Linked DNA regions of Mus musculus: region 2 is linked to region 1. Evidence: chromatin loops called from intact Hi-C (ENCODE). Cell type or tissue: left cerebral cortex. All regions are shown on one strand. Links, peaks and the distances in the headings refer to the core of each region. The heading gives the core; the rest is flanking DNA. Region 1 holds the start of Med7 (mediator complex subunit 7). Region 2 overlaps Timd2 (T cell immunoglobulin and mucin domain containing 2).

Evidence for each region. Peaks named below come from ENCODE experiments on the same cell type or tissue, not always from the same donor. Only the 100,000 strongest peaks of a DNase experiment are listed, where the experiment ranks them.
Region 2: a loop joins it to region 1, with 3 times the contacts of the local background. A loop is called at or near these places in 3 of 42 quality-filtered maps.

What each region holds. Positions count from the first base shown.
Region 1 is chr11:46,436,189-46,451,742 of GRCm38, forward strand. It overlaps Med7 (mediator complex subunit 7), which reads left to right and starts at 773. Exons shown (of 3, transcript NM_025426.3): 1 at 773-1,003; 2 at 3,618-3,787; 3 at 4,375-6,533. The coding sequence starts at 4,392. The coding sequence ends at 5,093. It also overlaps the pseudogene Gm12168. In left cerebral cortex, for the core only: a CTCF peak has its summit at 7,141; a DNase peak (open chromatin) is centred at 7,092.
Region 2 is chr11:46,656,746-46,672,299 of GRCm38, forward strand. It overlaps Timd2 (T cell immunoglobulin and mucin domain containing 2), which reads right to left. Exons shown (of 9, transcript NM_001161355.1): 9 at 12,215-14,273. The coding sequence ends at 14,153. Among named protein-coding and RNA genes, the nearest start is that of Timd2, 34 kb to the right of the region's middle. In left cerebral cortex, for the core only: a CTCF peak has its summit at 9,543 (motif pointing left); DNase peaks (open chromatin) are centred at 9,554, 10,530 and 11,561.

The DNA.
Region 1 (15,554 bases), core at 2,540-10,539:
CTTTTAGTTTGCAACACTGCATCTTACGACTCCCATATCATCTGTTAACAACTCTTCTCTCTCTCCTCCCTCCCCCTCCTCCTCTCCCTCAGGGAAAGGCCAAAATGGAAATATTTCTTGCTAGTCCTGATGGCTCATTTCTATACCTCTGGCTTTCCAGAGGCTGGGAAGAGACATCTGAAGCCAGCCTGGGCTACACAGTGAAATTACCCACTCCCTCCATTTTAAAAAATTATATTAAGTTTTTTTCACTTGTCAATTTGTGGAAGGATTGTTATAGACATCTTTGAATTCCTAAATGAAAATAAAAGTGAATGGAAGGGGGAAAATGAAGGTTTAGGATGTTATTCTTAATCATGTTCACAAATATCTCCATATATATGAATATATCATAGAGTACAATCTTGCTTTTAAAAAACATTTTTGATGATTACATTAGTATAATTTTTAAATATATTGCTTATCTGTATTTTCTGACTTTTACATAAGGCAAGTATTTAATTTTAAAAGTCTCGTATAAAAGTGGGGGCTGCAAGGAATGGAATTACTAGAGAGTACTTTCTTCTACTAACAAAAAGTACGAAGAAGTATTCTCCTGACCTGACCAAGAAACCAGACAGCGGATCTTTCCCGAGAGAAGCAGGAGATGCGAAAGTGCGCATGTGCAACATCTTTAGGGCGGGAGTAGGACCTGCTATAGGACAGCCTTGGTAGCCAATGAGAGGCCCGCGTCAGAGGCTTCTTCCTGAGAAGGCAACCGGAACTTGTGCTTCCGCTGCGCTGAGGAAAAGTCACTACCGGAAAAGCAAGAAAGAGCTGAGGTGAGCGGGCGGCGGCGGTTGGCGACCGCAGCCTAAGTCTGTCTCTCCGCCCCCGCGGTTGCGTCTCTCCCGGCGTGGAGCGCCGAAGTCCGGCGCGGGACAGCCTGGGACGCCCGGGCTAGCCTTCCTCCCGGTTCCTCCGCGAAGCCTCCCCGGGGCCTGAGGCAGGCGGCCGGCCGAAGGTACACCGAGTACCGCTCTCTCCGGACGACAAGCCAGACGGGAGGTTGGGAGGTCCGAGTTCTCGTCCCCACGCCACGGGCTTTTATAATGTCGTGGTCTTAGCCTGCCCTGTCGCCATTGGTAAAGTGACAGTAGCCGCCTGGGAGCGCGGGGGCTGGGGGAGGGGAGCGAGAGCCTGGGTCGGAGCCGGATTCATCCTGTACCAGACTTTCCGCGGGGACCCAGTCACGGGGACAAAGTGAGCCAAGTGTCTGAGCTTGCGGACCCCCCCCCTCCCAAAAAAAAAAGCACCCACGAGACACTGGATCTTGTTAGTGTTAGCGAGTCACGACCTCCAGCGGCTTTGAAAAGTTCAGTTTGAACCGGTAATGGGCGGTTTCTGTAAGGTGGCCCGCTCTAACGCGGGATGCCCAAGTTACGGGGGTTTGCACTTGCGCCCGAAAAAACTAATGCGGATTCCCGTTGTACAATTCACCCCCTTCTGCACGTTGGGAATTGGCTTCTTGTCTCTATAGTCAAATTGGGAGTAGTCGTACCGTCCTGATGATTGGAGTGAGGATGCGGATCTGTCACTTACTAAAAACCTTCGGGAAACTGCGGGTTTAGTGTGGGTGTGGCTAAGGGAAGCGCAGATCCCCAACTTCAAAAGCCTTCGGGGGATGAAATTTAGGCCAGGTGTTGACTTGAAGTGGCTACAAGTAGACTTTCGTGTTCTAGGTATATACACCCTGAATTAGCTCTAACAGTTAGACAATCTGAAGAATTTGGAGTTGCTTCCCTCAGATTTAAGGTATTGGCAGTGTACATCAGTGTGAGAAAGCACTCAAGAATCTTCTCATTGTATAATGTACTTAAATTGGAAAAAGCAAAGGTTATTTTGACCATATATGTTGGGATTTAGGTTTTAAATTTATGTAGAAAAGATGTAAAAATTGCTAATGTGTTAAGAAAACTGTACTATACTAACTCTACTATACTGTAAGATGTGGCTTCCTTCAGAAACCTTGGAAAATATTTGAAATATGAAATTTAACAACGGTGTTTTGTTATAGTTGTTTGTTTGTTTGTTTTTTTGAGACAGAATTTCTCTGCGTAGCCTTGGCTGTCCTGGAACTCACTCTGTAGACCAGGCTGGCCTCGAACTCAGAAATTCACCTGCCTCTGCCTCCCAAGTGCTGGGATTAAAGGCGTGCGCCACCACTGCCCAGCAACAATGGTGATTTTTGTCAAGATGTAAAGAGAGTTTTAAGTGTTTGGGTTTGGAGACCACTGTACAGTAAAAAGGAAAGTGAACGACATGAGATTAATAGATACCATATGTAGTTTGATTATGGGAAAGAATAATAAATAAGGCATATGACATTTGCATATAAATGTTCTTTTCCAGAGTAGGTTCCAACATATGCCTACCAAAAGGAGTCAGACATGAAAAAATAGTATATCATGTACCATATAAAAGCACCCTAAATACAGACCCTTTTTCCTTAGTTCTCAGAATATGTTTGTTCTTTGAGAATTTTATACACACACACACAAACACACATGTGTTTTGATCATACCCGCTTCCACACTCCTCTAATACCTCACAGACCACTACCATATCTTACTCCCACTTTTATATATTTTAAAAATATTTACTTAGTTTTTAAAGATGGATCTTTAGCACCGGCTGGCCCAGCCTCACTGTGTAGTCCAAACTGGCCTTGAACTTAGAGCTATCGAGCTTCTCAGTCACAGGGACTACAGCATGACCCATCATGACTACAGCGGGAACCATCATGCCCAGTTTAGGTCTTTTTAAAAAAATGTTTAAAAATAACAGTAAATAAAGTCCTCTGCCAAACCTGTGGTGGACTCTGCTGCTTGTTTTTCCACTTTGTATGCTTTACATTTGTCAGATTACCTAGAATATGTGAGTCCTTAGTGCTAGCATCCTTTTCTAAACAAGCAGAGCAGATCTTACTTCACCATCACGTGAAGTCTGGCAGGCAGCAAGAGTGCTCTTTAACAGGTGAGAAAGACTTGAAGAGATCAAAAAAATAGTAGGGTTTCTAAGTGATACTGTTTTGTGTTCTCAGAATTTCCTTCATAGACAAAGTTTGCATATCTCGACTTGGGTGTATAGTTAGAGATATTAGGGCAACAAGGCTCTCACTTCTGTTATCTTCACTGCAATAAACATAACAATTCAGCATTTTTAAGTCTGATTCAGTTAAACAAACTATCTGATAAAAACCTGCAGTCGTGGGTGAATACAGTTAAGAGTCAGGACACAGCAGGCCGTAGGACCAGAGCAGTATTGTGAAGAAGTCATGGTACCTGGGAGTCAGTGACTAAGTAGTTTAAACGGTGATTCTGCAGTAAAAATGACCTTGCCATTGTCCACTGTGAGTTACAGAACCTGTCTTTACACTTGAATGTTAGAATCATAATTGTGGTGCTATCACAAAGTAGACAAAGGGCAAACCTTTTGGAAGGCAGAGTCTTTGGTGTGCAACTTTCTGTACCTTCCTTGCTCTATCCCATTAGCCTAACAAGGAAGTTTTTTTGTTTTTTGTTCTCCCCCCCACCGTCAGATCTTCATAAAGCTTTGCTTTATTTTCTCTTTGCCAGGATCATCTGTCCCTATCGGGTGAGTTAGCACACCTGTTGTCTTGGGTGGTCAACACGTTCTCAATTTTCAAGGTGTATTTCCTATCAGGAAACTTGAAGATAATATGGTCTGAACCCACAGTGAACTTCTGAACATCGTAGTTGTGTTGATCAGGCTGCTCTGGTCTTAGGTTGGTACTTTTTTCTCTCATCAGTGAAGTTTCATGACACAGTAACAAATGTCACAAGACCCTCTCCCTCCCTCACACCCTGCCCTGCTCTTCTCCCCCCCCCCCCCCCAGTATACTTTGCCCGGTCTGTTTTTGAGAAATTGACAAGTCTTCCGTGCTCTGGAAGGATTGTTTTGTTTTTGTCATTACTGGTATTGTGGGTGCCTGTCTTCCACTGAAATGTGGCCTATATCTGAAGATTTTTCCCGCAAGCCCCAGTAGATAGAGAGCTAATGTGGGCTGTCCCAGCTTCCATTTCCCTCAGACATTCTCTATAGAGGAAAAAGATGTAGCTTTTGTTTTATTAACTACTGTTGAAAACCCTGAGGAAATAAAGGAAAATACATGGATGTTAACATAATATTTAATTAGAACATAATTGATAGCTATTCACTGCTGTAAATGTTAATTTTAAAATCTAAGATCATCTTGTCTTGGACTGTGTACTGTCAGAAAAAGGAAGAACATATTCTGAAGTCACTAATTGGGGGCAGCAGGAGGAAGGTGGTGTTCATGATTCTGTTCTGAATCGTGCTCTGTTTCTTTAGGTTCTTGATTGTCTACAATGGGTGAACCACAGCAAGTGAGTGCACTTCCACCGCCTCCAATGCAGTACATCAAGGAATATACAGATGAAAATATTCAGGAAGGCTTGGCTCCCAAGCCTCCTCCTCCAATTAAAGACAGCTACATGATGTTTGGCAACCAGTTCCAATGTGATGATCTTATCATTCGCCCTTTAGAAAGTCAGGGCATTGAACGGCTTCATCCTATGCAATTTGATCATAAGAAAGAGCTGAGAAAACTCAATATGTCTATACTGATTAATTTCTTAGACCTTTTAGACATCTTAATAAGAAGTCCTGGGAGTATAAAACGAGAAGAAAAGCTAGAAGATCTTAAGCTACTTTTTGTACATGTACATCATCTTATAAATGAATATCGACCCCACCAAGCAAGAGAGACTTTGAGAGTCATGATGGAGGTCCAGAAACGCCAGCGCCTTGAAACAGCTGAGAGGTTTCAGAAACATCTGGAACGAGTCATTGAAATGATTCAGAATTGCTTGGCTTCTTTGCCCGATGATTTGCCCCATTCAGAAGCAGGGATGAGAGTTAAAGCTGAGCCGATGGATACTGATGATAACAGCAATTGTCCTGGACAGAATGAACAACAAAGAGAAAGTTCAGGTCACAGAAGGGACCAGATTATAGAAAAAGATGCTGCCTTATGTGTGCTAATTGATGAAATGAATGAAAGGCCATGAAGAATATTCCTTTTTTTCCTTTTAGTAAGTAGCATCATATATTAGTTTATTTCCTCTCAGACAGTCTTAAGAGGTATAACTAAAGATACTAAGAGACTTTTTTTCAATTGAAATGCTGTAGGTGGTAATTTAACACTAAACATAGGCCAGCAAGTATATTTGAGTAATTGCCATAAAAAAGCTGAATGTTTGCTATTGTTTGAGATAGTCCTATTTTTTGGAGTTGGAATAAAAACTTGAAGTAATAACGAATTGTCATTCTTGGAAAAAAAGTTATTTGCTTCGAGACTAATAAAGGGCATCAAGTGTACATGTGAAATTATAAAATGTTTAGATTTATTCCAAAATAATATAGAAAGTTTATTTTTCTGATTACTGTTCCAGCAAACTCAGTATCACAGCTTTTCTCCTCCTTATTCTCCATAGAATATTTGTTAGGGACTCTTTTTTTGCCCCAGTCAGGTAATGATGTGGTTATGATCCAATTCTATGAGAAATGTACATACTTCACCTTCACAGATGGATACAGGCTTCCCCCAAAAGATAACTCTATTGAGTAGCTATTCAGTCTCAACATAGCTTCTTTTCTGGTTTGTGTTTGCTAAGACTATCCTAGTCTCTTAGCCATCATACCACCCTCAGAAGAGTCTTGCTTCCAAAGTAATCTAATCAGAACACCTTGTCCAGTTTATATCCTTTTCAAACACATGTATATGTTGGTAGCACAGTTCTAATCACAAAGCTACCCACAACTCAATCCGTCTTTAGTCATTACAGATGAGGAAGTAGAGGTTCAGAGAAGTTGACTTAACCAACTAATAAGTGGCAGAATCAAGTTAGAAAGTAGGTATTCAGTTTCATAGCCAAAGTACTGAACTTCATTCTCTATCCTCTAGTCTGTCATACTGGAAATCATAACTAGAGCTACTCCAGTTTTCTAATCTTGAAATCCACCCTAGTAAATACCTCATGACACTAGACTCAAGAGGATACATTTGTTGATTGGAAGAATGACTTCTCTTTAAACATACTCAGGAGGCAGGGTTTGTTGGTTAAGACTTCCATATCTTAAGATGGTGCTTGTAATTCTACCTAAAAACCCTTCTTAGTAGGTAATGTTCCTAACTAAGACTCATAAGAATTAAAACTTCACATTTATGGTTTGGTTGGGCAAGAGTCTATGTGGGATAAGAAATCGGCAAAGATTTTTCTTGTTTTGCCCCCTTCTCCCTTTTTTGGTTCCTTGTCATCTTCATCTGGTGGTAAACTTACTGTACAGCCATTTAATAGGCATTGAAAGGTATACAATTTCTCTTTCATAATACTCATCTATGGCTTGACAGCAGTCATAGACAATAGGTAAATGAAAGCACTGCTCTAATCCAACTCTCATATATGAACAATTGGAATAAAATATGGACGCTGAAAATTGAAACTCAATTATCCAGGAATTTTGTGAGATATTTTGAGTTTTTGGGCCACCTAAATGTAAATTTCTACACTCTTGGGAGTTGAAAATCAGATCACGGAGTAGATTTGGCTGATGGCCTACATGGTTTAAATCCTGAAACATCACTGAGATACTAATGGAGGGGCAGTAGGTAAGGGTGCTAGCTTAGAATTCATGGTTGAAGGAAAGAATGGACTCTTGAGAGTTACAGTGAATACACTACAGAAATAAAAACAGCAAAATCTCCGTAGAATTGTTTTAAGGATTGAAAGAGATAACAGCTAATATTCTTACCACTTGTTAAAAGTTTTACTTATTTTTGGCATTTGTAGCCCTGGCTGGCATGAAACTATATAGACCAATCTGGCCTCAATCCAAATCCTGCTACCTTAGCTGCAGTGTTGGAGTTCTAGGCAGGTGTCACCACACTCAGCTTCTGGTTTTACTTTTCATTTGGAAGTAACTGGGAACAATTATGGGGCTCCGTGTGATGTTTCTATGCAAGTATACTCCACTGAGTTTTAACTTTAGCAAACCATTGACATTGAGCATTACAATTTTAAAAACTGGCTTCATATTGTAATGTGATGCTGCTGTCAATAAGTGGCAGTCTTGCTTAAGTGTGTGGTAATATAGCCAGTTGCACAGAGGACTGAAATGAAACCCAGAGGCACTGCTTATGAACTGCTCACTCCACCTCTTTCAGAACTGAATTAGGCTTCACTTACCTGGTTGGTACCTGTTGAATCAGGGATGGCTGTTAAAACACACCCATAATGCAACTGGAAATGGTGCCTAACACCTGGAGTCTCAGCATTCTGAAGCATGTAATCGGGGAGCTCTCAAGGCTAAAGTGGGCTACCTTGAAAGACATTAAAAAGCAAAGGACAACACAACAGAAACTACCTTCAACAAATAAAGCAACCTTGAGTCTTAGAATTTGGGCTCTACTATTAGCTGGGTAGCTTTGATTTGGTTTATTAGTATCCATGGATGCTCATTTTCTTTAACCCAGGCAGTTACAGTAGTCACCCCAGAGTAATTCTGTCAGTGAAAGACAACACCCACCCTAACTCCTTCTGAAACCCATTCAGCCCCAAACAGTATATTCAGGTTCCAGGCTAACTAGTCATATGCTCAGAAATATCTGATCTGAGTTGTTTTGTGGGTGCCCCAGAGGCTAGGTGGTGCTTGAGCTTGGGGCCTTAAGGCATTACTCCTTTTGGGAATAGGGGACAAAAGAAAAGGTAGAGGCAGTAAGTAACAAAACATGGACAACCTTCTAATGCCTTTGAAGATTTGGGGAAAGTGGGCAGATTCTTAGGAAATTATCAGCACTGATAAGAAACTCCAAGGATATTGCAATCGGGGACCTGGAGGTGGGGACAACATTTGGGATGTAAATAAGTAAAATAATAAAAACAAAAAAGAAAACAACGAGAAGTGGAAGTGGAGCTCTCACTAAGAACGTTTGAAGTTCAGATAGCTTCTGTGGCAAGTAAGCCTGATAAACGGTGCCCACCCCACACAGGCTTGTGCACATACGCAAAGAGTAAAAAGTAATCTTTTGCAACTCTGTCAATGAATAGACAAGCAAAACATTTCCTAAGTCTTATAAAGTTAGTATAAGCAAAATATTAAACTGAAACCAGTAATAATTTTTTAAAAAAGGTTTTTTATGGCCAATTTGCACTTACTTCAAGAATGTGGAATAGTAAAATAATATGCTACATAATGGGTTTAGGAATAAAAATCACTTTCTCAATAGGTGTAAAATTTGTGAGAATTAGGATCCATTCATAAAAAAGAAAAACAACTCTTTAGCAAGAATAGAAGGGAATTTCCTTAAAATAAACAGCAGCTCTTAAAAAAAAAAAATCAACCAAGGATGCCTGCTATCAAAGCTTCAAGTATGTACTAGATTCACTAACCAGCAAAGCACAAAAAATAAAATATTGAAAAGGAAGAAACTAAGAGATCACCGCTGAACAGAAAATAACCCTCAGCATAAATAATTTCATATAATCTAAAGATAATGGATTAGTAAACAGCTACGAGTTGTTGCACCAACCAAAATAAAAAAAATGTAAACTTGATACTATGTAAAATAGCTTCAATAATATAGAAGGCCTAGAAAAAAAAATCTAGAAACAATTGAATATTATACAGAATACATTTTATTAACACAATATTTTTAAAAGCCTAAAAAGAAATAGAAACAAAATGTGTTTGTAGATTGTAAAGAGGCCAAATTTATCCTGAATTCATTTGTAGCTCCAATGCAAGTTATTAGTTTTCTACCATATTCTAAAACTTGATAAACTGGTTCTACAGTTCATAGGTTTTGTTAAAAGGACCCAGAGAGCCATACTGCCCTTGAAAGAGAATAAAGGAAAGGATTTCCGCTGCATGATTATCAGTATTTATCATGCTACTGTAACTAAAGCAAAATGTTGCAGAAAATAGGCAGAAAAATAGGCAGATAGACAATAGGAACACTACTGAAAGCCAGGAAATGGATGTATATAATTTTGAAACATCAGAGATGACATTACAAAGGGAAAATGCTGGAATTTTCAGTAGGTGGAGTTAAAATAAAGCCTGCAAAACTCAGCTCCAGGCGAATTAAAGACTTCACCACAAAATAGCTATCACTTTTTACTGAAGCAAAACTTGTTTGTGCTTTTATTAAAAGAAGTGGAATCAGCCGGGCGCGGTGGCGCACACCTTTAATCCCAGCACTCAGGAGGCAGAGGCAGGCGGATTTCTGAGTTCGAGGCCAGCCTGGTTTACAAAGTGAGTGCCAGGACAGCCAGGACTACACAGAGAAACCCTGTCTCAAAACATCAAAGGAAAAAAAAAAAAGTGGAATCACAGCTAGGAGGGAAGACTCACCATGTGGAGGAGCTTCCAACTAAGCCCGACTACCTGAAGTCAATATTTGGGACCCAAGTACGGAAGGAGAACTTACTCCTAGAAATTGTCCTCAGACTTTCACATGGAGGCTGGGGCCTGTCAGCCCAGCTGGACCAAGAAGCCAGCTGGCTTTAGGATATTCAGTCCACCGTCTTTGCTCCTCTTATCAGCCAAATTTTTATATAGGCAAATACCTTTTAAACCTCTAAATAAGAGATGAAATGCTAAAATAAAATACAAAATTACTATTCATAAAAAAGATTGGTTTATTCCATTACGATAAAATTACATTGTGTTCAGGAGCTGGAGAGATGTCTCAGCAGGTAGCAACACTTGTTGCTTTTCTAAAGAGACCTGGTTCAGTTCCCAATATGGTGGCTGGCAACTCTCAATTCCAGGGGGTCTGATACAGTAAAACAGTGAAATGCTATAGTGTGGGGGAAAATATTTGCAACAGATGAAATCAGTAGAGGACTAACATCCAAAATATATAAATTATTTGTATTAATATGAAACACAAACTCGGCAGACTGCGTATAGGACTTGAACAAGTATTTCCCCGAAATTTAAAATCAAATGCTGTATAAACAACAGTTTCTTGTAGTAACTAGGAATATATAGGTTAAAACCACATGCCATGTTTCCACATCCTTACCAGTTTGAGAAAAAACATAAAAAACCAAAACCACAAACAGAAAAACCAATCCTGGCAATACCATGCCTCAAAACGATTTTTTTTTTCTTGAGACAGGGTATTGCTTTGTAACCCATCATGTCCTCAAATTGTGTTCTTTCCTTAGTCTCCCTGTTTGAACCACAGGTGGGCACTATGCCATCCAGCAAAATAATAGTCTATATGCTGTCGGTGAGACTCTTGGAAACTCTCCGGTCATTATTTAACAAGATTTCAGATATTTATGCCATCTGATCCATTAACTCTACTTTTGGAAAGACATTTCAAAGACTCATGAATAGCAGCATTTATGCATGAGAATGTCCAGAGCGGTGTTATATGTAGCTGAAATGAAAAAGAAACATCTAAATAGGACAACTCTTTTCAGAAGTCCACACCCTTGTTCAGGGATGTGCCTTCATTTTCTTCCTGAACACCTTTCTTATCTTAAACCCAGTACTTCAAACCTATTAAACTCTTAAACTACCAACAATGCTTAAAAAAAAACAAAAAACAAGCAAACAAACAAAAAAACAGAATGGCTCCCATTGGCCTAGCCTAGGTCCTGGTGCCAACAGACCCACGCTGCTCTTAACCAGAGAAACATCTTACAGTGCGCAGCAGTCAAAAGGAGAGCTGTGTAACCAGGTTTACTGGGTACTGGGGATAAAACCCAAGACTTCTTCATCCACGCTTTGCATGCACTTTATCAACCTAGCTATATCTGTAATCCAACATCTATACTTACTTGAAAAGACAGGGTGGTGATTTTCATTGTTGGTGCAATGGCTTTAGCTCAGTTTGACTGTACAGCCCATCGCTCATTCCATTCACAGGAAGCAGAGAGAAGGGAATGCTGGTGTTCACCGTGTGCTCTTCTTTTTGTTCAGTATGGGATCCCAGCCCATGGAGTGGTTCTTGTCTACATATAGGTTGAGTCTTTCTGCCTGCATTTTGTTTAGATATTTAGTTTGCTTTCATTTCTTAGTTTTGAGATGACAAGGGTATGCAGATGACTCTCGGCATTCTGACATCATTTCCTTTTAGTGTATAGCTAATAGTGAAAAGGCTGGATCATACAGTAGTTGTTGGGGAACCTCAATACTTTTTGTTCTGTATACTAATTTACTTTCCCACCAAGAGTTTGCAAAGGTCTCCTTTCTGCTTTTGCAAGCACTCACTTAGCAGTTATAAAATAGCTAAAGTAGATGCTATCTTTTTGTGATTTTGATTTGCATTATGCCCATTAATGTCACTGAATATTTTTCTTTCATTTATCTGTTGGTCTTTTATATATTTTCTCCTGAGAAGTGTCTTTTTCTTAAGATTTATTTATTTTATATATGTGAGTACCCTGCAGCTGTCTTCAGACACCCCAGAAGAGGGCGTCAGATTCCATTACAGATGGTTGTGAGCCCCATGTCTCCTTCCCCTCGCCCCTGTTTGAGGCAGGATCTCACTCAGTACTTCATGCTGGTTTAGGATTCACAGTGTAGTTCAAGGTAGCCTTGAACCCGTGGCAGTCTTTCTACTTCAACTTCCTGAGTGCTGAGATCGTAGGCATGAACCAGCACTCCCAGTTGATTTTCATCCAGTGGAATCCATGTGTCTGTGTGGCAAAGGATGAGAATACACTACAGGAGATGAAGATTTTCAGTACCTAGTGCTAAAAGTGAAAGCTGAAAGCTGAACCATTTGTCATCTCTAGAGATGCAGCCATCGGGTAGTTGTGTTGTAATACCAAATAGAAAGCAAGCTGTGGAGCATTAAAATAAATAAATAAATAAATAAATAAATAAATAAATAAATAAATAAATAAAAACCAAATCCACCTGAAGCTCACCAAACCTCCAGAGCTGAACACCACTTTCAGGAAGTATAACGGAAACAGGAACTAAAGTAAAAGATACCACAAGAACGCAGACAAACCAGAATGTAGAGCCGTTCACAGAGAACGGTTTTATAGAACCAGCAGGTGCCCAGGAAAGGAAGCAAAGACTGCCATTTATTAAGAGACGTCGGGGTACAACAGCCAGCTGCATGTCTGAGTCTGGATCAAAACAAATCAATTAAAAATTACTTTTGAGATAGAAGAACGTGATTGTGGTCTAGTACATGAATTAAACAGGAGCATCAATAGCTTTGTTTTGCGTAGTAGTGGTTTCATGATTATACAGCATGATTCCCTTTTCTGAAGTAGAGGCATACTGAAGTCTGCGAGAGTGGCTAACATATCTATGACTCTTTTGAAATTACTTTAGCAAATAAAAGACAAAAGATGGAATAAAAACTATATGTGGTTTGGTTATTTTTGTCTAAATGGGAGAAGGGGGGAGGTGGCTCAGTGGCTCAAAGTATCTTCTGTGTAAGCTTGACAATTGGAGTCGAATCCCTGGGACCCACAGGCGAAGGAGATCATCAGCTCCTGGAAGTATCTTCTCACCTCTGTACATTCATGTGTTCCTGGCCCGCCCCCATCTCTGTGTGACTCTCCCTCCTTCCTATCCTCTCTCCCTTTCTCTCTTTCTTTCTGTGTGTCTCTTGTATCTCTCTATTTTTCTGTCTCTTTCTTCCCTTCATGCACTTAATGATGAAATTATAAAATGAAAAGGGGTAAGATTATATTTTACCTTTTTTTTTTTTTTTGTCTGTTTGTTCCCAGAGACTTAAGGGAAGTAGGAGTCTAAAATATTGCTAGGCACGGAGGGGTGGAAACACGGTTCCTAATATAAGATTTTTGTTCTTGTTTTTTGTTTTGTTTTGTTTTTACAGCAATGCACTAAGGCTGCTTTTAATGGTGGCACATTAGAGTGTACACGGTTTCACTAGCTTGAGCTCATAGAAAGATGCCGGTTGACTCGAGCAAATAGCCTCAAAATAGAAATATACCCAGAGCCAGACCACAGGCTGTGGAGACCGCACAGCACACGATAAAGATGGCCTCTTGTATTCTGTAGGGTGAATGACTGTTGACTGACACTGATCAGAGCATGGGATGAACCTTTGTCTTCAGATGGTCTCCCCTGTGCCTTTAGTTGGGTGGGAGATGGGGAGAAACGTGCTTCCTCGAGCACGGTTTTATTAATACATGTTTTGTTTCAGTAGGACACCACACATTAAGCCTGCCGGAGCCCTCCTGGGTATTTCTGGATTGTGTTGTGTACATGTGTGCTTGACAGCTTCTCTTCTCATAGCCCTGTTTGCCTTACTGTTCCAATTCCAGCCAAGTATCCTTTCCCACATCCCTTGCCAACAAACTCAGTAATCCTGAGTCCCCTCAGCAAACATCCGCTTTTAAAATCTAGAAAACAGTTCTGAAAGGAAAAGAAGCCTACGTTGTGAACTCTGGGCTTCAGGACAATAGTTCTCACGTCACAGGGCTGGCCCTTCCATGCTGTGGCCCTCAGAGGCGGCCATGGAAGGCACTGCGTGTTCACTCTCTTCCTGGCATGGGCCTCCTTCAGACTGTCGCTGTATCACACAGTAACCTGCTCTGGTCCAGGCGGCCCTCTCAGACCCTTCTTACTAGAGCCACCCCGCTCCTCAGCGCTGTCACCTGTGCTGTGTGGCCTCTGAGTGGGGTGCAGTGAAGGGGCAGGCAGGAGGCTATTGCTGCACGCTTAAGGCACTTCCTCTTCATCTACATGGCATTATTCAAGCTTGCCTGGCTCTCTACTAGTATGACCAAGTAGCATAGGAACAATGCCCAGGCTCTCTAAATAAATACTAGCGCATTGTTTTTCCTAGAGGTGCCTCTGCTCGCGTTTCTACACCACACCAATCTTTCCAGTTCCATGACAGAATGTGGGCCCCCGGCAGGGCTGGGGTGCCGTAGGTGTTAGCAGGCAGCCTGCACTTGGTCTGCACTGACCACTGCCTTGCCTATGGGCACCGCAAGGAGCTAGCAGTTAAGCTGTTAATACACGAGTTCATAACATTTACTAGCTATTTCTTGACTTGAGAACTGCGCAATGTTCTCTATAGCGTCTGGGGTACAGACTAGAAGAAAATAAGATATGGAAGTGATATTCTCCCTGGAAATTCAAATGTAAAATAAAGACCGCAACTTGGAAATGTGCTTAACGTCCCTGGTCTTCCGAGTGGACGGCTGTTCTGTTCCAAGGGAGAGCATCCCATAGACAGACATCTACATACTAAGAGGTAGGACGGCAGTTAGCTTCAGTGCAACACTGAGTCAAGCTTCCTATATTTAGGGAGAAAACTTACAGGTCCGTCCCCCCCCGTGGAAACTAGATATTCTTTACTAGTTTATTGAATTTAAAAAAATTAAGATCCCGCATTTTTAAGAGGCTCTTTACATACAGTACAGCATCTAGTTGACAGATGTGGAAATCGGTCAGATGAGACTTCCTCATACACTGCCACGACGTAGATCTGATGCCCTCTCTTAAAAGAATCCTCTAAAAGAATCCTATAAAAAACTGCTCCCAAGCCCCTCCGAAGTCGCAACAGTGCAGCAAAACCCTGAGTAAGTAGCACCTGCTGACCCGGCACTCACACTCAAATACAGACGGAAAACCGATAGGCATTTTTTTTTCTTCTGTGTGCAACTTTTAAAAACAAATCATTAAGTTGAAATATCCAGTCTGCACAGTGCTGTCCCTTCACAGAAGGCAAGAAACTGCCGGAGGAGCATCTTGTCGGCGGCTGGCCTCGGTGCTGTAGGCTATGAAAGTGAGCCTCCTTCAGGGTCTGGTTGATGTGGAAGTAAGGGCCTTGGCATAGTGCAGACTGCTCAGGCATCGGCTGGGGGGCGTGTGTGTGGGGGTGCTGGGGCAGGATCCGGGGATGGTGTGGCTCAGGCTGCTCTCTGGCCCACTGGCCCTGTCTGGGCTGTTGATGCTGCTGCTGCTGCTGCTCCCACTACTGTCGCTGCTTGAAGACTCTGTGTCCCAGGAGTCCTGGAAGATGGGGTTCCTACTGCTCCTTTTGGTCTGGGGAGGAGGGTGGTTGTCATCATCACTGCCATTTCTTCTCCTTTTTCTGGGGCGGAGGCGCTCGCTCATGGCAGCTGGTGAAGGCGAGCGACGCGGCGCCACCCCGCCTCTTGTTTTGTTTTTGTTTTTATTTATTTCTGTAATTTTTTTACACATTTGAACAGGTAGCTTTCTTGGATGTTGTTTGTTCTTAAATAGACTGTGTATTTGAAAGATGATGAGACCTTCCTGTTCGTGAAGCCAAGGGAGAAATTGAGTAGGTCTCAGGGCAGACAATACCCTTAGGGGAACTAAAAGTAGTTACTGTAGGAACTTGAATGAGTTCTTGAGAGATGGTTGTTACAGACAGCAAGCCAGGCTCTCTACCTGGCTTTGGCTTGCTGCTTCGCCATGTGATTTCTCTCTCAGGCTTACCTTTCCCCTATTGTGATGCCAGTCTCCATGAGATCCTCCCAGAACTTAAC
Region 2 (15,554 bases), core at 4,872-12,871, 220 kb after region 1:
ATAGGATCAAAACAATTAGTTACATTTGGAACAGCTGACTTGATAAGATCATTCTACTTTAGTGATTTTCAAATCTGAAGGCTGTCCAGCGAGCTTACCATATGGATAGCCTAGACAAGATCTAATCGCCAAAGGAGTGCTCTGAGACTCCTTAGGCTTTTTTAGTAAAACCATGTTAGATAACAAAAAGCCTAAATAACTCTGAAAAGACATTAGGTATATGACGTGAAGGAGAATGACTAACAGAAATAGGTTCCACCTACCCTGGACTATACCATCTATTAATAGAGTCATTTATAAATGTATCAGATCTATATGCATAAAAAGGCAGTAACTGATTGGTAGAATATTTTCCATAATTATGAAATGGTTTAACTATAGAATAATTGTAAATTTTTTCTCGAGTTTTCCATGGTTCATGCACTGAAGCCCAAGAACTAAACCCACATTTAAGCCATCTTGAACTTCCATCTTGAAGCATAGATGCCCACATTTTATCATTATCCCGAGATCATTTGTTGTGTTCTCTGGGTGAGTTTCTTCAGTTGTCCCCAAGTTGGAGGATCTGTCCCTGTGGTAGATGACAATTCAGGAGGAGCTGAAGACGCCTGTGAAGAAGAGAGAGCTAGCTTCTTCATTTTCCTCATTACGTCTTCTTCTGCTCCTTTCTTTCCTGGGTTTTTGATGGAGTTTTTTTTTTTTTTTTTGGTGGAAGGGTTGAATAAATCTGTCTAGGGTGCCGATTGGGTTTTTTTGCATTCTGTAGAAAAACATGTGCATATCCTCATCCCAAGGTGATTAAAAAGATCCTTTCACATTACTAAGGGAGTAACAGTCTGCTGTAGAGAAGCCCAATGTTTTTGCATAGGAGTAAAGCCTTTATCATCTGTATTAAGGTGATTAATGGTAAACAAAGCATGGCTTAGTAATTGATGGGATGTAAAATAAAAGCCTTTTTATACTTAGCCCCAATGGATCTTAAGGCTTGATTCACACATTTCTGACAATGACTATTTTTCCTACCCTAGGGGAGAACCTTCCACTGATACCTTTGAGATCGCCTTTGAGAATTAACAGAGGGAATGCTGAAAGCAAATCTTCCTGTACCTTCTGGATGTAACTTTATAGTAAAAACCCAATCCTTTAAATCTATGACACAGTGATTTTCTGGGACAGCTACTGGGGATGGGAGTCCTGGCTGTAAAGCTCCCATATCATGCATTGTTTTATTAGCAGCCCTAAGGTCTCGTATGAGTCTCCATTTGCCTGTTTGTTGTTTTTTTCTTAATAACAAGCACAGGAGTATTCTATGGACTGTTAGATTCTTCAATACGCCCTCATTGCAGTTGTTCTTCTACTAATTGTTCTAAATCCTGTGTCTTTTCCTGAGTTAGGGGCCACGGATTCAGCCACACAGGCTCATCCCTGATCCATGAACTTTTATCAGCAGCTCCTATATAAAATGCTGCTCATTCCATTTCCATCTGTGATTAACTTTACCTTCATTTTCCCCAAGATATCTCTTCCCCATAAGGAGAATGGCAAAGGGGAAACAATGTAAGGTTTAAAAGTACCCACTTTGTCTTCACATTCCCATGTCAGGATTTTTGAACTCTGAGCTATATTGGAAGCTAGTCCCAATCCCACCAGAGTAGAGGTGGTATGAACTACAGGCCATGTCCCAGGCCAGTCCTTTCCTGAAATGCACGACCTATCTGCTCCTGTGTCCAATAATCCTTGGATATTTTTCGTTCTACTTTTATAGATTTTAAGGGTTTTGTCCAGTAATCTCCTGAGCCCAAGCTACCACTTCTGTGGAGCCAAACTCTTCATCCCTTTTAGTTTGTTTTAGTATTGGATTGGGGAGGTATATAAGGGAGTAGGATTATCTGAGCTACCTGCTGGTTTTAATGTAATTGTATTGTGTCTTTTAATGGCCTAATCATAATTTTTACCTCTCTGTGGAAATCTGAATCAATTACTCCAGGAAGAACTTCAAATTTTTTCTTATAATTTGAATTTCTCCCTGTTACAAGACCAAAGGTGCCAAATGATTAGTGGCCCTTTAAATCCTGTATCTACTAGTTGCAATCTCTCATAAAGAGAGAGTATGTAATCTTTATCTACTGCAAGATCTAATCCTGCACTTCCTGGTGTTGCTCTAGGTAAGCTTAAGACGTTAACCTCAGGGGCCAGAGGACTTAGTTTACTTGTGCATTCCTCTGTTTTTCTCCCCCCACCCTTTTCTTTCGGGGCAAAGGCCATGCCCCTCACCCTGTTTTTTGTCTCCTCGTCTTTCAGAGGGGTTCCATCCTTATGAAATTTCGATTTATATTCATTTCTCCAATGTTTTCCCTTCTTACACCAAGGACATAGCCCCTGGAATTGTTTTTTTCTTACTTTTATACTTTGAAGTCTGCTCTTCTTTTTTACAGTCACAGTTCATATGACCTAATTGGCCACAAGAAAAGCACAAAACCTTTGGGGTTTTGCCTCCTTTTAAGTTCTGAACATAGGCGCTAGAATGTTGCCCTTGCATTGCTGCAGCATAGGCCATACCCTGGACCACTGCTGGCGAGGCATCTATACAAGCTTTGATGGAGTCTTGCACAGTCCCTGTTTTTTTTTTTTTTTTTTTTTTCTGATTGGTCTAATTAGTTCCTGGTAGAGACTATTGGCATTTTCCCATGGAAGTTGTTTTAATAACATGTCCGAGCCCACAGAGGGAGGAAGCATCTTGCCTAGTGCTTCTTCTAATCTAGCAATAAAGTCTTCTTTTTTTTTTTATTTATTTTTTTTTCCATTTTTTATTAGGTATTTCGCTCATTTACATTTGCAATGCTATACCAAAAGTCCCCCATAGCCACCCACCCCCTCTCCCCTACCCACCCACTCCCCTTTTATGGCCCTGGCGTTCCCCTGTACTGGGGCATATAAAGTTTGCGTGTCCAGTGGGCCTCTCTTTCCAGTGATGGCCAACTAGGCCATCTTTTGATACATATGCAGCTAGAGTCAAGAGCTCCGGGGTACTGGTTAGTTCATAATGTTGTTCCACCTATAGGGTTGCAGATCCCTTTAGCTTCTTTGGTACTTTCTCTAGCTCCTTCATTGGGGGCCATGTGATCCATCCAATAGCCGACTGTGAGCATCCACTTCTATGTTTGCTAGGCCCAGGCATACTCTGACAAGAGACAGCTATATCAGGGTCCTTTCAGCATAATCTTGCTAGTGTATGCAATAAAGTCTTCTAAAGACAGGCTTCTTTCCTCTGGGAACCATGGACTGACACTCAACACAAAGTCATAAAATGCTGCCAAACTCTTCTTTGAGGTTTTAACACCTCTGCTTTCTAACATATGACTCAATATTGCCAGGAACACGCCTCTGTTTTGGACTATGAGTGCTCCATGATTCTTTTTTTGTTTGTTTGTTTTGTTTTATTTATTTATTTTTATTTATTTATTTATTTATTTTTTGTTTTTTTGTTTTTTTCGAGACAGGGTTTCTCTGTATAGCTCTGGCTGTCCTGGAACTCACTTTGTAGACCAGGCTGGCCTCAAGCTCAGAAATCCGCCTGCCTCTGCCTCCCGAGTGCTGGGACTAAAGGCGTGCGCCACCACACCCGGCGCTCCATGACTCTTACCTTCTCATCATCTTAACTCGATGTGTCTCTATGGAGGAGTCTGCAGCACTCTGACGAGGTCCTATCCTTACCTGACAAAATATTTGGGGGAAAAAAAAAAGGAGAGATAAAGCTTACCTGCTTTGAGCCCCACGTTGAAGCACCAGCTGCCATGGACCATACCAGCTGGGTATGGGGCCCAGGTACCCGGGATGTGGGTTCTCCAGGCAGGTGGGTAAGGATTCAGCTGTGACATACAGAAACAAACACAGAAGCAGTTTGAATCTGACTGTATTTTGCAGCTCTCAAGCAAGGGTTTTTGTACATAGAGAAACAGGTGTTACAGCTCTGAAAAGTAGGATCTGTGTGACATCTAAGCATCTTGTGAGATTGGGAGGATATGGGGGGGGGGCTGGGCGGATTGTCTTGTCTCAGTGGTAAGTGACTTCATCAGCAATTTCTAGACCCAGCATGCTCATTTTAGTCAGTCCTGACAGGACCCACCACAAGGTGCTGAATCATAACTGAAAGCTAACTAGCTCCACTGACATATGAGAGATCCCATGAAGGCCCAACACAAAGCCTTGCACATTTGGATAGAGAGTGGACACCGTCTTCTCTTCCAGTCTAAGAGAAACAGGACAAATACCCCTTATGCAGAAATCCTTTGTACAAGGAGTTTCAGAGTTAGATGTTTCTGAAAACTTTAGAATGTTTCTATATAGCTAATATCTTATGCATGAGACTCAAGCCTAAATATGAATTGGTGTAGCATTCATATGCATACATGTTACATACATAGCTTAATGGAAATTTATTAACTCGATATTTCTGTGCATGAAAATTTCATGTTGATGAATTTTTCCAGGTGAATTATCAAGTGTGTGCTTAGAGTGCTGCAGAATGAGGTGTTTTGGATTGGGCAAGTTCAACCTGTGGCTCACAAATCAACAGCAGCAGAAGTGCTCTGAGTCCCACCATTACTTGTGGTCTTAGTGTGCACAGGAATCCAAGACTTGAATAACGGGAAAGCTTTGCCTGGAACGGAGCAGTGACACTCTGGCAGGTGCATGCAACGTGTCAGCTGACATTTCCTAATGAGCAGCTTCCTTCAATAACTCTGCTCACAGAGAAAATAAACCCTGAGAACTCTTCTCTGTCAGGGCTGCAATGTAATTTGGAATGTAGATCTTTTTTTTTTTTTCCCTCCTGGAAAGATGGAAAAACTCATGTGCATCTATCATTTGCAGCAGGAAATTAGGGAAAGTATAGGACATCTTCCTTTAAATTCTTGAATTATACTTATTTTTGTGTGTGTGTGTGTGTGTGTGTGTGTGTGTGTGTGTGTGTGTGTGAGAGAGAGAGAGAGAGAGAGAGAGAGAGAGAGAGAGACTGAGAGAGAGAGCAAGCGAGCAACGTTACAATGGCCTATGTGTAGAGTAAATAGTGTTGGCATCAGGACCTCCCAAACCTATGACATCACATAGGTGACAGTATGACCTGCAGACCTGTTGCCAAGACAACAGGCACCATATTTCCAGAATCCACTTGGCTCACCTCCCACCTTTACCTGTGTTAAGTCATTTTCCATATAAATAAGGGGAACACCCCTCCCTCTCTCTCTGTTTCCCCTTCTCTTTCTGCCACCACCATCCTCTCTCTTTCCATCTCTCTCTCCCAATAAACCTTTCACACGTTGAACTTTTTGGGCCCAGTGTGCTGTGTTCAGGTGAGAGATGCTATTTTAACACATCAGATAGGATAGCTTGTGAGAGTTAGTTCTCTTCTTCCATGTGGATTCCCCAGGATTGAACTGGCTTGGCAACAAGTGCTTTTACTAACTAGCCATATCACTGCCTACCTAGCTCCTGTTTTATAAAGGGCCGTTATCATAAATATTTTCAGGTCAGTACCCTAAAAGCAAGTGTTCAGTTGCAAGCACTTCAGTTAGTTTGAAACTTAGTGTGACCCAGCACTCCATGTCCTGTAAAAGAATCCAAAGGACCTATAGAAAAGAGGGAGAAATAGAGAAAGAGCACTCAATAGTTCCTTACAATATTGTTTTTAAGCTTGTCATTTCTTTCCCATTATTCCTTTTTAGCTCAACGTCAGTTTGAACCTGGGCCATGGTATATGGAAGACATGTGCTTTATCTTTGTGCTCCAGCCCCAGCCCTTCTTTGCATTGTTTCTTTTGTAGGAGCTCTATAGCTTAAGCAGAGCGTCCATTACAGCTACAGAACTTAGAACAGGTAACAGTTTGACCTTACCCCGTCCTATGCTGTAGGAGCAGTGAGTGTATCCGATGCCCATGAGAAACACATGGTAGAATTAGTCTCTCGATGAAGACTAATTCTATAGTCTCTTGACTATACATTCTCTACCCAGTAGCAGCAGAGAGAGTTCCTGTCTTGGTTACTTTTCTATTGCTCTGAAGTGACATGGTGATCATAGCAACTTACTGAACAAAGATTTTATTGGAGCTTATAGTTTCAGAGGGTGAATCAATGAGCAGCATGTTGGGGATCCTGGCAGCAGACATGCAGGCACGACTCCTGAACAGTAGCTGAATGCTTATATCTAATCCATAAGCAAGGGCAAGAAAAAGATATGGCATGGGTTTTTGAAATCTCAAAGCCAACCCCAGTGACACACCACTTCCAACAATGTCACACCTCCTAATACTTCCCAAACAGTTCCAGCAACTGGGGACTAAGCATTCATATATATAAGCCTATGGGAACCATTTATATTCAAATTTATATTACAATTATCATTGGTATGAAATTGGCAACAGTTTTAAAACATCATAAAGCACCAGACAGGGAGATTAGTGACCACTAATTTACATCACCTATCCCCGAGGGGCATAGTGGTTATGTTAGCTTCTACCCTCAAAGAAAACAAGTCCAGGGGAAGCAGGTCTCATCACCACTCCTCCCTCCCAACAAGTGCCATGTGATCAGGGCCAAGAGGCATATAAAGCAATGGGAGACATGACTGTCAACACACCCATTTTCTGGTATCAGCAGGCATCACAGCCAGTACAGAAGCAAGACAGAGATCGTTAGATAAGCTGCTAATTGGAACTTGCTTCACTTTATCTTTATTCCCTGCTGCCTTCAAGGCCAGGCAGAGAGCTGATCCACACCCATGCATAAAGACACAAGAGCATAGAGATTATCTCATACTCTTGCACAAAGACAGCAAGACGCTGAGATGATTTTACGTTCATGCATTAAGGAAGAGGGGCAAGGAGCTGATTCTTAGACTTACAAATAAAGGCAGGGGCAGGGAGGCGGTCCTTAACTCATGCCTGGAGTCACAGGAGCAGGGGACATTTCAAACACCTTTCTGTGAAGGCTGAGACAGCAAGGAGCTGATTCTGTACTCATGCATGAAGTCAGGGAGCAGGGGGCTCTTCCTACAACTTTGCATTTATATGCCACCCTTGGAAGTGACAAGTGAGACAAAAGGAAGTGTTAAGTGACAATGCAACTCAAAATGGTCATTTGGTTCATGGGAAAGCTAAATTTACTATCCTGAACATGGTGAGATGAGGCTCTGTGATAACAGCCTGGTAGCAATCTCCACCTGTGCTTTTTGTTTTGTTTTGTTTTCAAAATCAATTTTTTTATTAGATATTTTCTTCATTTACATTTCAAATGCTATCCTGAAAGTCCCCTATACCCTCCCACTGCCCAGCTCCCCAACCCACCCACTCCTGCTTCCTGGCTCTGGCATTCCCCTATACTGGGGCATATAACCTTCACAAGACCAAGGGCCTCTCCTCCCATTGATGGCTGACTCGGCCATCCTCTGCTACATATGCAGCTAGAGACACGAGCTCCGGGGGTACTGGTTAGTTTATATTATTGTTCCACCAATAGGGTTGCAGACCCCTTCAGCTCCTTGGGTACTTTCTCTAGCTCCTCCATTGGGGGGCCCTGTGTTCCATCCCATAGATGACTGGGAGCATCCACTTCTGTATTTGCCAGGCACTGGCATAGCCTCACAAGAGACAGCTATATCAGGGTCCTGTCAGCAAAATCTTTCTGGCATATGCAATAGTGTCTGGGTTTGGTGGTTGTTAATGGGATGGATTACCCCCGAGTGGGCAGTATGGATGGTCATTCCTTCTATCTCAGTTCCAAACTCCCACCTGTGCTTCTATACCCTATACAACCCAGAATCACATGAGGAAGTCACAATTGAGAGCATTGACTAGAACTGACTGGCCTTGGCCAGAAGTGTATCCATTGAGATATTTTTCCTTGTTACTTGACCCTGGCCACTGTGGACTGCATGATTTCCAGAACAGGGGGCCATATGAATGTGGAGGGAGCTGGCTGAGAGCAAAGTAGCAGGTAGCATGGGTCCATTCATTTCTTTTTTCATTTGACTGTGGATATGACATTATCAGCCACTTCTAAGTCCCTGCCTTGTCTCTCCTGCAATAATCGACCATAATATGGAATTCAAAAGCAGTGACAGTCAATCAACTGTCTGAGTTTCATAGAATCCATTAGCTAGAAGAAGTTCTGGAGTTTATGACTAAAAGATGCTAAGTTCACATCTGAACAGAAGGCTGCAGCTGCCTGTGAAAAATCCAGATGGAAAAAAAAAACAAAACAACAAGAAAATTCCAACCAGTAGTTCACACCTAGACCTGAATCTCTGCAGAGCTCTGGATCTAATAGATATGGGGTAGGGTCCCCAAAGAAGAAGGAGATTATGTCAAGAAAGGGATGGCAGTAAATGAAAAACTAGGAGATGACTACCAAAGATGAAGAAAGAGGACCCAACTACAGATTTGATGAACAAATGCACAGAAGTAGGAGGGCCAAGAGAAAGCAGAGGGAAGGGAAAAGAAGGGAAGGGGAGGGGGAGAACACAAAGTCCAATTTGTGTTGCCGCATAGTCATTGGAGATTGGAGCATGGTCAAACTCCCCTCAGTGGCCATCCCTAAAGAACCTAAAATCCTCCTGTACCCCCGGAAGCCATCAGTGCTTAGTACCTACACTTCAGCATCTCTGTTACAATGTTTAAGGCCTTTTTTCAGTAGCTTCACATCTGGCCTGTATCTTGTTGGGGGTGGGGAAGGTTGTCAGAAACATTCCCTGTCTCCCATTCTCAGTTACCAGTCTGCAGTCATCTATCCCACTGCAAAATTAGTTTCCCTGCACATAGCAGCAGAGGCAGCACAGATCAGGACTTTGTGGTTTCAGGAGGTGATGGACATCAACGCGGTGTAGCATGGATCTCGGAGGTCTTTCTAGGAGACTTAACCCAGAAATCAAGCATTCTTCGTCTCAGATGTCTTGTTGCTCAGAGTCAGGGTGATCCTGTGGTTTCCAGGGGCAGGACCTACACAAGCTCCAGGCTGCTACATACAATCTTGTTCTTCATGGCCACTGTCCAACTGATATCTCAGGCTAAAACGTGTTTGTGGCACATAGGCAGCTCCTGGATGGAAGGTTTCCCCTCCCCAGCAGGGTGAGCAGCTTGAGGGGCAGCAGCAACAGCAGTGGCTGCATGCTGCTGGCAGGGTCAGTGGGTAGAGCAGTGGCCACAGATATTGCTAGGGGAAAGATGGCACAGTGGTGGCCTGAGCCTCCTGGCATCCCAGGAGCCCACTCTGCTCTGCAGGGACATACTCCTTTGTCCCCCTGCCACACTTCCAGACCTGTCACCACCACTGAATCTCTAGTTCTGCTTCTCTTTGCTGTGAACACCATTGCTTTCAGCCATCTTCTCTCCCAATTTCCCAAACTCCCATCTCCTCAGAATGAATTTTCTATATTGAAAAGCTGGAGTCTATGTTAGAGAGCCACTCAGTATGGTTATCACGCATAACCTCTGAGTTCCAAATTCCCAGGCTTTACAACAATGAGCAATGATATCTCCAGATTTGGCTCCACCTACTGGCTCAGGCACAGAGGTACAACCTCCAGTCTTACTGATAGTTGTTGAGGTCTGTCCTGACTCTGAAGGCAAGGCTAGACTCTCTCCCTCTGTGTGCTCAGTCTGAACCCAGCCTCCTGCTGTCTGTTCCACCTAGTGCCTGGTCTGCATCCTTCCCAAAGCTGTATCTCTGGGCCTTTCCTCAGTGAAGACTGAAAGACTATACTGAGGCCTTGTTTCAAAATGGCTTCTGTGTGAGGCCTTTGAGTTACAAGTAGGAAAATGGGATTCTTCCCTCCTGATGACTCATCAGCCAGAGGATTCAGCTCAATCAAACCCACAGCTGGGTTCAGGGCTTGTGAGGGCTGTGGGCCTGTCCTGTGGTAGGACTGCCCATCTCTGCTCCTGCTCACCTTTGGAAACTGTTTCTTCCCCCTCTGCTTCCTGGGAAACTGCAGGGATGAGACCCAGGCTTCTGCTCACTTCTCTGCATCAAGTGCCCCTCTCTTCCCCCTTTCAGGGACCCTTTCATTCCCTGCTGCATCTCTGAAGCTCTGTATTCCTTCCTTGAGAAGCAGCCTGTATTTTCTTATTCTAATCAACTTCTTTCCAGGCTCACAGAGAGGCAGTCTCTAATCTCCCTTCTCACCTGGAAGTCCCTACACTCTGGATACCTAAATCAGTTGAAAACTCATCTGATATATGCACAATGTCTCTGCACATGAATATTCACACCAGATAGTTTAGTTTCCAGAGTTGGAAACTTCCAAACTGTCTCCTATAGCAATGAATCAATAAGGTTTAGTATACTCCAACTAAATGACTCCAATGAAATAAATGGTACTTATCTATAAATTCTGGAGCTGTGCTGGCCATGGTCATGCACACATTATCTCTGCACTCAAGGTACTGAGGCAGAAGGACCTCAAATAAGAGGCTCATCTACTGTACAGGAATAATCTATCTCAAAAAAGTAAAACCCCAGCTGTTGAGATGACTCAGCTGTTAGGGCCATTGCTATTCTTACAGAAGACACTAGTTCTATTCCCAGTACTCATGTGAGGTGATTCATAGCTGTCTGTATTTCTGGTTCCAGGGAATTGAACACTAATTTTTGGTCTCCCTGGGCAGGCACACATACATATAAGTAAAATTTTTAAAAAAATCAAACAAAAGCCGGGCATGATGGCACACGCCTTTAATCCCAGCATTCGGGAGGCAGAGGCAGGTAGATTTCTGAGTTCAAGGCCAGCCTGGTCTACAAAGTGAGTTCCAGGAAAGCCAGGGCTACACAGAGAAACCCTGTCTCAAAAAACCAAAAAAGAAAAATAAATAAATAAATAAATAAATAAATAAATAAAATAAAAAAATCAAACAAGAACCACAAAGAAACAAATTATAGTTGAGATTTAGGAAAGGGAGGGATAACTGGATGACACAAGTACCCTCAGAGTCAGGACATATGTCATCAATTATCAATGAGACTAGAGTTTGGTGCCTCTGAGGCTATGCCAATGGGTGAAACAGATTCTGGAGGGATCTATTGTTCATTGTAAAGCCTGGGAATGTGGCACTTTGGGAGCTATTTTCTGGTCTGTCACACTATTATCTATGAAGCAATATTAGTGAGTATATGTCATAATACATTTGTCAAATGTATTATCTCAGGATGCACAGAAGCAAGAGAAAGAGACTATGAACTTCAGTTCAGTGGCCAATTGTGCCAGGATTGGTTCATCAGTGCCACAGTGATGGGGATTGCTGATGCTGGCAAGGCCTCTCCCTCTTCCCCTCCTCCCCCTCTCCCAGCCCCCCTTCTCTCTCTCTCTTGCTCTATCTCATTCTCTGTTTCAGTCAGCACGTGTGTATGCTTGTGTAGGTTGGGGAAGGTGGTTTTGTGAAAAAGAAATCTCTGTACCTCCCACTTAGTTTTGCTATGAGCATAAAACTATTCTTAAAAAACAAAATATGCTAAAATTATGACTGAATTGTCATCGAAGTATTTTTAGGCTCCTGCATGTGCAAAACTAGTAAAGACAGGCATCCCATATCTGTGTTATACAGTGCAGAATAGGGGTCACCTTCCAGCATCTCTCCACAGCACAGTGGGGATTTTGTCTTTTACTTTTTTTTTTTTTTTGATGAATCTTTGAGTTCTTTGAAGGCCCAGGGACAGAGTCAGCTAGCAGCTGTGCACCAGCTTCCTGGGGAGCCTCACAGATGCATGGGAGCACTCAGACTTCCTGTTCCCAACACTACCTCCCTGGAGGCCAGACCTGGGCCAGACCTGCTCTCACTGACCTCACGCCCTGACCACGACTTGGTTGTACACCTGCCCTCGCCCATTGTTGGTATTGTGCTATTCCAATTTGTGCATTTTATGTTCTTCCAGAGGATTTATTCAGACATCAAGAAGGCATTCTCTCCTCTGTCCTCTGAGTCTCCTTAGGCCAGTGGGTTTTAGTCTGAGCCACCACATAAATCATCCAGAGAAGTTGAACACTTAGGACACCAGAGACTGCAATTAGTGGGCTCATGGACAGTTTTCAGCTCTCCAGATGACTCAGCTGAAGGGCCAAAGTGACAAACTATAGGACTTGATGAGACCTTGATATTTTCCCAACTTCAACACTCCCCTCCAGCTAATCACAAAGATAAATTAAGAAGAATGAATAAGACACATGTGAAAAAGTTTAACTTCTAATATTGTGCTTGGAAGCATTTATGAACCTCAAAAGACCACCAAGGAGCCAAATAACAATACGATCCCCTTAGGGTCTCTTTATTTTACACTGGAGTTTGGCCTTACTGCTAAGCATAGGACGGTTTGGTGAAGCAACTCTGAACCCTCATTTGGAAAGAGTTTTACAGTAGAATAGGAGCAAGTGAGGGGTGTCTAGTCTGACGAGCATCTAACAGAATGAGTACTGTCAGCTCTCAGGTGCATGCTCTGAAGCAAGACCATGGCAATCACAAATGGTCGGAAAGTACATCTGAAACAGTCAGACTAATCTTTGATTGACTGTTGCTAGGAAGTAGCTAGGGAGTAACTCTGGGTTATGGGCCAAGGACATGGGGTCCTTCCTGGCACTTGGGTGTAGCATGAGTTCAGCTGTAGGTCATTTTCCTAGGCTTTTTTTCTTTAAGATGGAGGCTGGTCTTAAGATGCAATAGGTTTAGCTTCTTAAAACCTCTTTTAAAATCAAGCTGTAGACTATAACTCCTGTACTTTCACCATCCATAGTATTTCTAGGGAAGCTACAAATCAGGGCTGTCATGGCTAAAAACATTCTTTGATGTATAATCGCTGCATATTTAAGAAAAATAAAACAATGTACTTTAAGCATAATTATTTTTACAGCAGATGAAGGAGGCTCCATTGGCAAACCCAGACAGAATGCAACTTTCCACTCACTATCTGACTTTTCAAAAACAAAAACAAACAAACAAGCAAATATTAAAAACCAATCCAAACCAAACCAAACCAAACCAAAACCTACTCACCAATCAACCACCCAACCAATCAACCAAACAGCCAAACAAACCCGAAGCAGACACACATTCATTTCCTAGAACTCCATAGTACAGCACTGGGAGTCTGTACTAAGATCCAGCACCCTGCTCTCCTTGGCTATGGGTTGAATGTCTCTGATCCGGTGTCAAGAATCATGCAGACTGATATAGACATTAACAAACTCTAGCCAATCTGCTCTTTTCAACAACCAAACTGCAACAACTTTTGTTAGTTCTTAGCAAAACCAAATATTTTATTGATTGTGACAAATTGCTTCATTATGAAAAGTAGATAGTCCCAAATACTGTCACACCTGCCATAAGGCTTCTCTCAGCAGAGAGCCTGTGCCCTTCTCTCTTGCCTTTCCTTCCCCTTTCATTTCTTCACTATCTCCTCCTAGCACCTAATTCAGAGCTCAGTGGGTAAGTTTAGGAACAGTAAGCACCAAGACAGAAGTGGAGTAGAAATAGCACCAATGAACTGAATCCCTTGATCCATTATTTTCTTCCCCTGATGTGTGCCTGGTCCATAGTCACCATGATAACCTCTCCTAATAATGAACACCCACCCTTATCCTAAGACCAACGGCATAATAAATGATCTTATTTCCAGAAGTATGAGAAATTTGCCACCTCTAAAAGCGACATTAGATTTCCTTAAAACCTCCATGCTCTCATTATTGAAGCCCTTTGGGCAAGATGGGGGAAGTGACATTTCAAAGTATGATAAAATAGATAAAACATGATTATGAAATTCTTCTGAATTCAGAACTTCCCTCCCACCCACACATTTTTTTAAACTTTTAAATATTATTTCTCTCTTAATGGTTTAAATAACCAAGACTATTTCTGTATTATCAGTAATTGTGTTGACTCAGAAAAAAAATCAACCCTCTGAAATGTTCACATTTGAGAAAATCGCTGCAGTGAATGGAGACACTGAGGCGGTGCTGATACAAGAATTAGGATGATGTTAAACTTGAGTTGAGTGTACACAGTAGAGGGTTACCCTCTCCACTACAGCTGGAAGAACCAACACAGAAAATTGCTCTGGACGCTGTGATATCACTGACAGTCTCTTTAATCTCAGGCAGAAGGTGCCTCAGAGGGCCACTAGGACTCTTCTTCGGGGTAAGGAGTGTCTTCAATAATGTAGACCTGGTCTTCACATCTGGTCCGTTCGACCACTTTTTTGGGGGAAGCTCCAATCTTAGAGATAGGGAAGGCAACGAAGCTGCAGAGAGAGAGAGAAAAAGAGAGATGTTGAAAGAATAAGAGGCCATCTTTAGAGTCTGAGTGGAACATTTGTGATACATACTCAGGACTCCAGAAGCTCCATGCACAAAAACTGCAACAGTGAATAGTTCCACACAGGCCCTCAGTATTAAGTCATAGAAATGTGATTATCATCAGACTAAGAATTATTTTTTGTTTTTAAAGAGCAGCTCATATTCAAATCTTCTACATTACTTACGTAATAGAAGGAAAGTTGTATGAAGACATAACTAGCATCAAAGCAGGTACCCAATTAGGATGTGCATTTGAAACTGGATTTAAAATGAAAAGTCCTGTATTTACTTTGGATTGCGATGCTTTAGAGAGGGTTAGGAGGGCCCGGTGACCTGAGTGATAACCCTGGAACCGTGGGAGGGTACAAGGAAAGAACCAACTCCACAATGTTGTTCTCCAACCCCCACAGGTGCCATTACACATCGCCTCCGCCCTCAGCCAAGGCACTATGCATACAATTAGTGTGAAGTTCTATTTTAAAGCAAAGGTTTTGAAACCTGCATAGAATCTACATCCTCTTAACATTAAGAGTAGAATAGAGGGAAAATGGTGGGACTTCTGGGTCCCAAGAGAAAGGTCAGGGGTGCAGGAAAAAAAATGTTGATATAAATCTATATAATGATAACAAAATTTGAAATTAATACTGTTACTCTAAGATAGGAATTATACCTTTGCAACTCATCTAAGAGTGTGAGGCTTGAACCTAGTCGTTCTAGTAGGTGCTAGCACAACACAGCGCCTTTTCTTTCTTTTCTGGTTTTTCGAGACAGGGTTTCTCTGTGTAGCCCTGGCAGTCCTGGAACTCACTCTGTAGACCAGGCCGGCCTCAAACTCAGAAATCCGCCTGCCTCTGCCTCACGAGTGCTGGGATCAAAGGCGTGTGCCACCACGCCAAGCCAGCTACATAGTGCCTTTTCACAGGGGCTGGTGTGTGTTACATAATCTCAAAGTCCACTTGTATGACACATATTCACATACGTTGCATGCACAAAAACATCAGACACTGAACTGAAGAAAATCAATTTGGGAAGAGGACTGCTGGCCCATTGCAGCTACAGGAGGTGGTTCTCGTGGAGGTCATTCACTACCCCTGTTAGTCAGGGTACTCGCAGTGGACTGATATTTGAGCTTCATAGAACTCATGGAAAAAGCAAATCAGATTTTAAAAGGGACTAACTTTAATTGTCAATGATGTGTGACATAATGGAGCTTTGTGATTTGTACA